Regions from separate parts of the Homo sapiens genome. Here region 1 is linked to region 2. A link is a contact called in ENCODE Hi-C or POLR2A ChIA-PET data. All regions are on one chromosome and are shown on one strand. The core of a region is the stretch at or near the end of the contact, and the rest is flanking DNA. Distances in the headings are between cores, read along the strand shown.

Region 1 (4,630 bases), core at 2,131-4,630, 450 kb before region 2:
CCACTGATCCAATAGTACCTTTACTAGATGTTAGAGTAGCCACTTAAAATGTAAATTGGATCACATCAAAGATCTGCTGTTGACCACATTCCCTTGCACTTTTAGAGAGCCTACAAAGTCCTGCAAGAGCTCACCCCAGCCTCTCTGCAACCTCACCTTGCACCACTCTTGCTTCAGACACATCAGTCTGAGTTCTACATCAAACTTGTCTGAATATATTCCAAGTATGCTGACCTTTATAATCATGCTATTCTCTCAGCCTAGAATGCTTTTTTCCAACTCTCCAAGCAGCTGTCTTCTCTGATAAGATGCTACCTCCTCAGAGAGGCCTTCTCTGACCACAGTCATAGGCATGTTTATGTCCTCATTTCAGTTTAACATAAAATTTACGTAACTGTACACCTCTTTATCATTTGACACTTTTAGGAGGACATCACTTCTGTAATAGAGCAGAAATAAACAGATTGATGTACATGGTGGATCCCCCATGGATAGAGTTTGTCATTTAAAATGTCTTCAAATCTATTACATGTAATTTGGCATTAAACCAAAATGTTATTATGTAAGCAGACAGAACTGAAACAGAGTAGTGGAGCATATGCATTTGTTTTTAGTGAAGCAAATGTTCCTCACTGGAGGAAGGAACACATTCCACATTTTGCAAAGGAACTGAGATTTTAACGGACCCAAGAAAGGAAAAGAACCACAAACAGATGATGCTGTATTATGTTTTGATATTGAGATGTATGCAAATGGGTAGTCCATCACACATAAAGCAAGAAAGTGCCAACATCAAAACTTACAAATGAGTAGCAGAGGCTTGCAAGAAATTCCAGAGACAATAGAATAGCACTATTGAAAAATACTGCATCATCAATACCCTTGACAACACAGAGTAGGATATTATACAGAAAAACAGCAGAATCAGCAACTAACTGAGTGGAGAAACAGTAGGAATGCCTTAACCAATGTAGCTTAAATTTTTTCATGTTTGCACAAGAGTAATATATAATAAGAATGTTTTTAAAGTCTAAAAGTTCTTTTAAAACAAAATAGACCCGGGCGCGGTGGCTCATGCCTGTAATCCCAGCACTTTGGGAGGCCAAGGCAGGCAGATCACATGAGGTCAGGAGTTCAAGACCAACCTGGCCAACATGGCAAAACCCCGTCTCTACTAAAAATACAAAAATTAGCCAGGTGTGATGGCGCATGCCTGTAATCCTAGCTATTCAGGAGGCTGAGGCATGAGAATTGCTTGAACCCAGGAGGCGGAGATTGCGGTTAGCCAAGATCACACCACTGCACTCCAGCCTGGGTGATAGAGTGAGACTCTGTCTCAGAAAAAAAAAAAAGAAAAAGAAAAAGAAAAAAAAAAAGAAATTCTAAGTGATAAAGCATTGTGTAACAGTTTGAGGCTGGGCACAGTGGCTCATGCCTGTAATCTCACACTTTGGGAGACCGATTGGGAAGATTGCTTGAGCCCAGGAGTTGGAGACCAGCCAGAGCGACATAGTGGGACCTTCTCTCTACAAAAACATTTAAAAATTAGCCAGGTACAGTGGTGCACCCCTGTAGTCCCAGCTATTTGGGAGGTGGCAAGAGGATCTCTCGAGCCTAGAAGTTGGAGGTGGCAGTGAGTAGTCATCTTGCCACTGCACTCCAGCCTGGGTGTCAAAGGGAGACTCCCCTCTCTAGAAAATAATAAAAAAAAAAGTTTGACAGTTTTCTTGCTTGTGCTACATAAAATAATGGTACATATTACAATTGAAGGCATCTTATAATAGAAATGCCCTTTCCTGTTCCCTTTTAAGGCTGACCCAGTGCTTTAAGAGGCTGATACAGAAGGGTAAAGTTAAGTCTCCACAAAATCCAGGGAAGAGACTGTGAAACTCATCTTAGAACCTTGTATGGAGTCACAGCTGAACTAGGAAAAAAAAAAAAAAAAAAAAAAGGAAAGAAAGGCATTCCAGAGATAAAGAATAGACTAAGGAGAGGAGATATTTGAAGCCATAATGATTGAGAATATGTCAGACTTGAAATGAATCTTCAGTTCCCTCAACAAGACAAATAAAACTAACTCCATACCTAGATACATGGTAGAAAAACTAAAGAATTCTGCTGACCAAGGTATTAAAAGTAACTAAAGAGAAGTGGTGTGAAGAAAGCAAGAGAGAAACAACAAATCCTGTCCATCCTGTAACAATTGAAAATTTCTGGCTGGGCGTGGTGGCTCACGCCTGTAATCCCAGCACTTTGAGAGGCCGAGGCAGGTGGATCACCTCAGGTCAGGTGTTCAAGACCAGCCTGGCCAACATGGTGAAACCCCGTCTCTACTAAAAAAAAATAATAATAATAATACAAAAATTAGCCGGGGGTGGTGGTAGGCACCTGTAATCCCAGATACTCGGGAGGCTGAGGCAGGAGACTCACTTGAACCTGGGAGGCGGAGGTTGCAATGAGCTGAGATCGCGCCACTGTACTCCAGCCTGGATGACAGAGCAGGACTCCATCTCAAAAAGAAAGGAAAAGAAAAGAAAAAATATTAAATGTGTACGCTCTTTGACTCAGCTGTATTACTTCAAGGAGTTGATATCACCAAAATTGCCTAAGTGCTCAAAGGTGTTTGTAGTTAAACAACAGGAGATTGATAAATTATGTTATATACATGTGATGCTATGTTTTAAAGAGGTACTGATATGATAAAAGATGTACGTGGCATAAAATTAAATGTACTTTATTAAGTACTTTTCCAAGTGTTTACGGAATGAGTGCATTTTTGAAAAAAAAAAAGTGTATTCGAACTTTTAAAAAAGCTTTAAAAGCTTTATACAATGAACGATTGAGTGATTATAAGAGCTGGCGGGGGAATGTTAAGAGGATGATAGGGAGCTAAGTTTAACAGAACAATTCACCTCTTTATCTTGTGACACCTACGAGCGCATCAATTCTGTAATTGAAAAATAAAGTGCATATTTGCAGCAGCTGTACTCTCTTCAGGCTGCAAGGAGGCTTTTCCTCCCGGTAGGCTTGATTTGCATTTCACTTTCACTTTCGTGGCTGGAAACTTTCTACCCACGTAGTGGGAGGCTGAGGAGCCACCATAAAGCTGGGGCTTGACGAGCCGGGACCGGGACCCGATCTCCACATATGCCCGGACTTGTTCTGCGGCCGGGTTCAGGAGTCAAAGAGGCGGGGAGACCTGCGCGACGCTGCCCCGCCCTGCGCCCGCTTCCTCCAATGTATGCTCTAGGGGGCGGGCCTCGCGGGGAGCATGGACACGATTGGCCCTAAAGTCTTCCCCGCAAGGCCGTGGGCTGGACAGCGTGGTGACGTCGCAACGCGGCGCAGGGTGAGAGCGCGCGCTTGCGGACGCGGCGGCATTAAACGGTTGCAGGCGTAGCAGAGTGGTCGTTGTCTTTCTAGGTCTCAGCCGGTCGTCGCGACGTTCGCCCGCTCGCTCTGAGGCTCCTGAAGCCGAAACCAGCTAGACTTTCCTCCTTCCCGCCTGCCTGTAGCGGCGTTGTTGCCACTCCGCCACCATGTTCGAGGCGCGCCTGGTCCAGGGCTCCATCCTCAAGAAGGTGTTGGAGGCACTCAAGGACCTCATCAACGAGGCCTGCTGGGATATTAGCTCCAGCGGTGTAAACCTGCAGAGCATGGACTCGTCCCACGTCTCTTTGGTGCAGCTCACCCTGCGGTCTGAGGGCTTCGACACCTACCGCTGCGACCGCAACCTGGCCATGGGCGTGAACCTCACCAGGTGAGCCTCGCGGCCCCGGGAAGCCGGCCCCGGCCCGCCTGCACCTCCGGTGCTTGGCGGGAGCGCTTTCGAGCCTAGCCCTCATTGGCTGGCGTGGGCCATCCGCGCCTTCTCATTGGCCTGCCACGCAGTGGGGTGGGGCCCAGCTGAGCGCGCGGTTCGGAAAAGCCCGCGCTGGCTGCTGCGCGAACCTGCTTTTTCGCGCCAAAGTCACAAAGCGGGTGGTGGCGGGAAAATCAAGGGTTTTTCCGCAGTGCCAGGAACACTGTTCCAGGGCTCTTTGCTCACTAAATCCTGTTGGCCTTGAATGGACGCTTTAGCTGTGGCTTTCTTGTTTCTGAGACGGTCTCGGTGTGTTGCCCGGGCTGGTCTCCAACTTCTGGGCTCAAGCGATCCTCCCGGCTCAGTCGCGGTTGACTTTAAATGCTTTATAATGCCCTTGCGAGAAATGTGGCAGCCTGTCATCCTACTTAGTGGCAGGAGATTGTTTCTATCCAGAAGGGACACTGCTGGTGGTATTTTAGTATAAATACTGCCAGATGCGTCCCAAAACGTCTGCATTAATAATGGCATCCTCCAGCAGTCCGCTTACCCTCCACCAGTTCTGAGACGGCCTGATGGGTGAGAGTGGTAACCCCTTCTAACCGCGTTCGAAATACAGCCCTTCAGCAGACGGCGTTGATTTTAAAGCATGTGTCTCCTGTCTTCTAGTATGTCCAAAATACTAAAATGCGCCGGCAATGAAGATATCATTACACTAAGGGCCGAAGATAACGCGGATACCTTGGCGCTAGTATTTGAAGCACCAAGTAAGTCGTACCTTTTTACCGAGTCACGAAGCTACAGAAAATCAAAACTCTGTGTCAGTAT
Region 2 (4,059 bases), core at 1,222-3,721:
ATCAGATGATAAATTCAGTCTTTTAGAATTGTATCTTCTATGGACTGAATGTTTGTGTTCTCCCTCCACTGCCCCTGACTGCCGCCCCTTCATATGTTGAGGCCCTAACCCCCAATATGATGGTATTTGGAGGTGGGGACTTTGGGAAGTAACTAGAACCCCTGATGGGACTAGTGCCCTTGTAAGAAGAGGAAGACAGGCCGGGTGTGGTGGCTTATGGCTGTAATCACAGCACTTTGGGAGGCTGAGGTGGGCAGATCACGAGCTCAGGAATTCGAGACCAGCCTGGCCAAGAGGGCGAAAGCCCGTCTCTACTAAAAATACAAAAATTGGTCGAGTGTGGTGGCAGGTGCCTGTAATCCCAGCTACTCGGGAGGCTGAGGCTGGAGAATCGCTTGAACCCAGGAGGCGGAGGTCGCAGTGAGCTGAGATGGCGCCACTGCACTCCAGCCTGGGCAACAAGAGGGAAACTCCATCTCAAAAAAAAAAAAAAGAGCAGGAAGACAGAGGACTCTCTTTCCACATGTGTGCACCCAGGAAAGGCCATGTGAGGACACAATGAGAAGATGGCCCTAGTGTGCAAAGGCAGAGGGAGAGGGAGCATTTGACTGTCAGCAAATTGTTTTCTGGTGAATTGACCCACAGCCCAGAAACTGGCTCTTGGGTGGATTGATCAATTTACAGATTTTTCATTTTCTCCCTCACACTTAGTTGTTATTTTTATTACATTCTTCTTTCAGTCTTCTTTATGTTACTGTGTTGAGTGCTGGGTTAATTTTTCCATTTCTCCTCATGTCACAATGAGAGCATTTAAGGCGATGTGTTTCCCTTTGAGCACAGCTCTTGCCTCTCTTCCCCCATGAAACTGTTGCAGTACAAAAGAATTTATTCAGCTTGGGCCCCAAAGTCCAAATTCTAATGGGATGATGTGGGGTCTGTGGTAGTAATGAGGCCTGGCCCTTCTGCTTCCTCCTTTCCTACTTGTATGGCTCTCCTAGAACCAGAAAACAGGCTTGTCATGAAAGCCTCACTACTTCACGGAACTTAAACAAGTGTGTGCTGTCACGTTCCAATGCTGCTTATCGTGGCTAAGCCACTTAAACCTCAGGTATTAATAGAAGAGTTACTACATGTTTTGTATGGGTTTTTGCATGTTTGAAACTCATTTTGAATTATCTTGAGTATTTAGGCTTTATTTAAAATGAAAGACTATTAAATCACCTTGTGGCTAACCTTTTATCCCCTCCATAAGCCTTTACATCATTTACTGTCTGGAGTCTCTGAAATGCTCCATATTAACAATGTTTAAGAATTAGATTAGATTAGCCGGGCGCGCTGGCCCACGCCTGTAATACCAGCACTTTGGGAGGCCGAGGCAGTGGATCACCTGAGGTCAGGAGTTCGAGACCAGCCTGGCCAACATGGTAAAACCCTGTCTCTACTAAAAATACAAAAATTAGCCAGGCGTGCTGGCGCACGCCTGTAATCCCAGCTAGTGGGCAGGCTGAGGCAGGAGAATTGCTTGAACCAGGGAGGCAGAGGTTGCAGTGAGCCGAGATTGTGCAACTGCACTCCAGCCTATGCAACAAGAGTGAAACTCTGTCTCAAAAAAAAAAAAAAAAAAAAAAAAGAATTAGATTAGATTATGTACAAAAGTGCAGATAAGGCTATGAAGAAATGCACCCCAGTATTAACTGTGGTTAATTCTGGGTAAGTGGATTCTGGGCAACCTTTTTCTTCGTATTTTCCCTCCAATTTTAAACCTTTTCATTAGCATGTATTAATTTTATAATTTTAAAAGTGTTTTTAAATGATAGAAAATTTAAATTTTTGATATTGTGTAAATTGCAATTATGTAAAAAATAATATGTATATTAATAGGACTAAAAGAGATGTGCCAAAACATTAACAGAGTATTTTTCTGGGTGGTAGTGCAATGGATGATTTTTATTCCTTCCTTTTGCTAATCTGTATTTTCTTAGAATATATTTGTATATTCTTTATTCTTTTCATAATGGAAAAGTTAATTTTCTTTTTAATAAAGTAAATCGAATTCTGCCAGGATGTCCTGGGTACAGAGCTCTTCTTTTCACAGATGTTTCCTGCAATGTAAAGAGTTCTTTGAATTTAAATATTCAGATTTAATCTTTTCATTCTTGGGACAGTTTTGTAACTGCCCAATAGGGTTCACCTTGCCCACTGCCTAGACAGAGATGATTCATCAAGATAGGGGAATTGCAATAGAGAAAGAGTAATTCACGCAGAACTGGCTGTACGGGAGACCCGAGTTTTATCATTTCTCAAATCAGTCTCCTCAAGTATTCTGGGGTCAGAGTTTTTAAGGATAATTTGGTGGTGGGGGGCAATGAGTTAGGAGTGCTCATTGGTTGGGTCAGAGATAAAATCATAGGAAGTCGAAGATGTCTTCTTGCGCTGAGTCAGTTCCTGAGTGGGGACCACAAGATCAGACGAGCCAGTTACCAATCTGGGTGGTGCCAGCTGATTCACCAAATGCAGGAACTGCGAAATATCCTAAGCACTGATCTTAGGTTTTACAATAGTGATATTATCCCCAGGAGCAATTTGGGGAGGGTCAGAATCTGTCTCCAGCTGCATGACTCTTAAACCATAATTTCTAATTTTTTGACTAATTTGTTAGTCCTATAATACAAAGGCAGTCTAGTCCCCAGGCAAGAAGGGGGTTTGTTTTGAAAGGGATGCTATCTTTGTTTCAAACAATAAACTATAAACTAAATTCCTCCTAAAGTTAGCTCAGCCTACACCCAGGAATGAACAAGGGCAGCTTGGAGGTTAGAAGCAAGATGGAGTGGGTTAGCTCAGAACTCTGTCACTGTTTCAGTTATAATTTTGCAATGGCAGTTTCGGTTTTTCTTAATTATGCCTTTGATTATTTGTTCTAGTCTAATGGTTGTTGCTTCTTACTCAGGAACACCCTCTGTTCTTGGGTTGATCTCTGGTTTCTATACTTTTATATCTATCATCTTCTCTCTCATTTTTCATCACTTTATCATTTTTCTCTTTATCTGGGAGAGCTTTGCAAGTTTATCCTCCACATCAGTGCCCAAAGGACAGCCTCCCTCATCCTGGAAATGGGATTATAAGAAACTCATACCTGTTTAGAGGAGAAATTGAGAAACAGTCTGTGAATGCAGCCCAATTGAATGATGTAAAAGAAGTGAGGGTTGTTAGTGACATCCAAGAACCCTGGGAGCATGTGTCTGGGATTGCTGCTTGAACTCAAACCATGGGCCTGACCAGTTAGGATAGCGTGGCAGGACAGGCCAACACGAGGGCCCAGGAGCCAGCTGGGAACCCCATCTCCCTCCTAGGGAGGGGAGGCCACAGGGGAAAGAGAGTCACAGGACGGATCTGCTGGGACCAGCCCTGATGCACAGATGCTAATACACACAGAAAGAGTTGTTTCCAGAGTTCCAGCACCACAGCTCCTCCCTCCAGGAGGAGCTCTTTTTTGAGAAAGAGTCTTGTTCTGTTGCCCAGGCTGGAGTGCAGTGGCTTCATCTTGGCTTACTGCAACCTCCACCTCCTAGGTTCAAGTGATTCTCCTGCTGATACAGAATGGCTGGGTTCCAGCTAAACCCTACCCTCAAGCCTGGAACCTTGGCCCTAAGTGAAAGCAGCTGACCCTGCAGGTCTGGGTTCCCAGCTAAACTCCACCCTCAAGCCTGGAACCTCGGCCCTGCGTGAAAACAGCTGACCCCATTTTTCTGCCCAAATGATTGCCTTTTTGGCCTGCCACGCCCCTATGCTGTGCCCATAAAAAGACTTCAGCTGAAAGAACAACACAAGCGGCTGATGCAAGTGGTCAGGGCTGCAAGCTGCTGAGTATCAGGGATACATGCGGCTGAGCGTCGGCGACTACGGATAGACATAGTTAACTTCAGATGGTGTGGCTTCAGGGAAAGATCACCTTCCCGCACCATCTCCCTTCCAATTCCCTGTCCTGCTGAGAGCCACTTTTACTGCCCAGTAAAATCCTTCACATACTACCCTTCAAATAGTTCATATGACCTGATTCTT

What was found. Hi-C counts contacts between places; a loop is a spot of excess contacts on that map. ChIA-PET counts read pairs that join two places held with the same protein, here RNA polymerase II (POLR2A). Pooled maps may share reads with other maps.
Region 1: a loop to region 2 is called in a pooled map, with 5 times the contacts of the local background. The contact joins the promoter of PCNA here to the enhancer-like site in region 2. A Hi-C loop is called at or near these places in 3 of 50 pooled maps. POLR2A ChIA-PET finds 5 or more read pairs at or near these places in 4 of 52 experiments (CD4-positive, alpha-beta T cell, T-cell, activated CD4-positive, alpha-beta memory T cell and 1 more).

What each region holds. Positions count from the first base shown.
Region 1 is chr20:5,118,708-5,123,337 of GRCh38, reverse strand. PCNA (proliferating cell nuclear antigen) reads left to right here and starts at 3,380. Exons shown (of 6, transcript NM_182649.2): 1 at 3,380-3,760; 2 at 4,472-4,569. The coding sequence starts at 3,540. PCNA-AS1 (PCNA antisense RNA 1) reads right to left here and starts at 3,752. Exons shown (of 1, transcript NR_028370.1): 1 at 3,369-3,752. LOC124900464 (small nucleolar RNA SNORA26) reads left to right here and starts at 1,799; the gene lies at 1,799-1,921. RefSeq lists enhancers at 2,847-3,296, 3,427-3,596, 3,045-3,925, 4,037-4,186, 3,926-4,630 and a silencer at 3,787-3,846.
Region 2 is chr20:4,664,548-4,668,606 of GRCh38, reverse strand. No RefSeq gene overlaps it. Among named protein-coding and RNA genes, the nearest start is that of PRNP, 20 kb to the left of the region's middle. RefSeq lists a silencer at 2,246-2,447. Within about 2 kb of position 2,471, at least 10 of the 41 ENCODE cell types and tissues checked have a DNase peak (open chromatin) inside an H3K27ac peak, as active enhancers do; they include CD4-positive, alpha-beta T cell, where a contact is called at or near this core.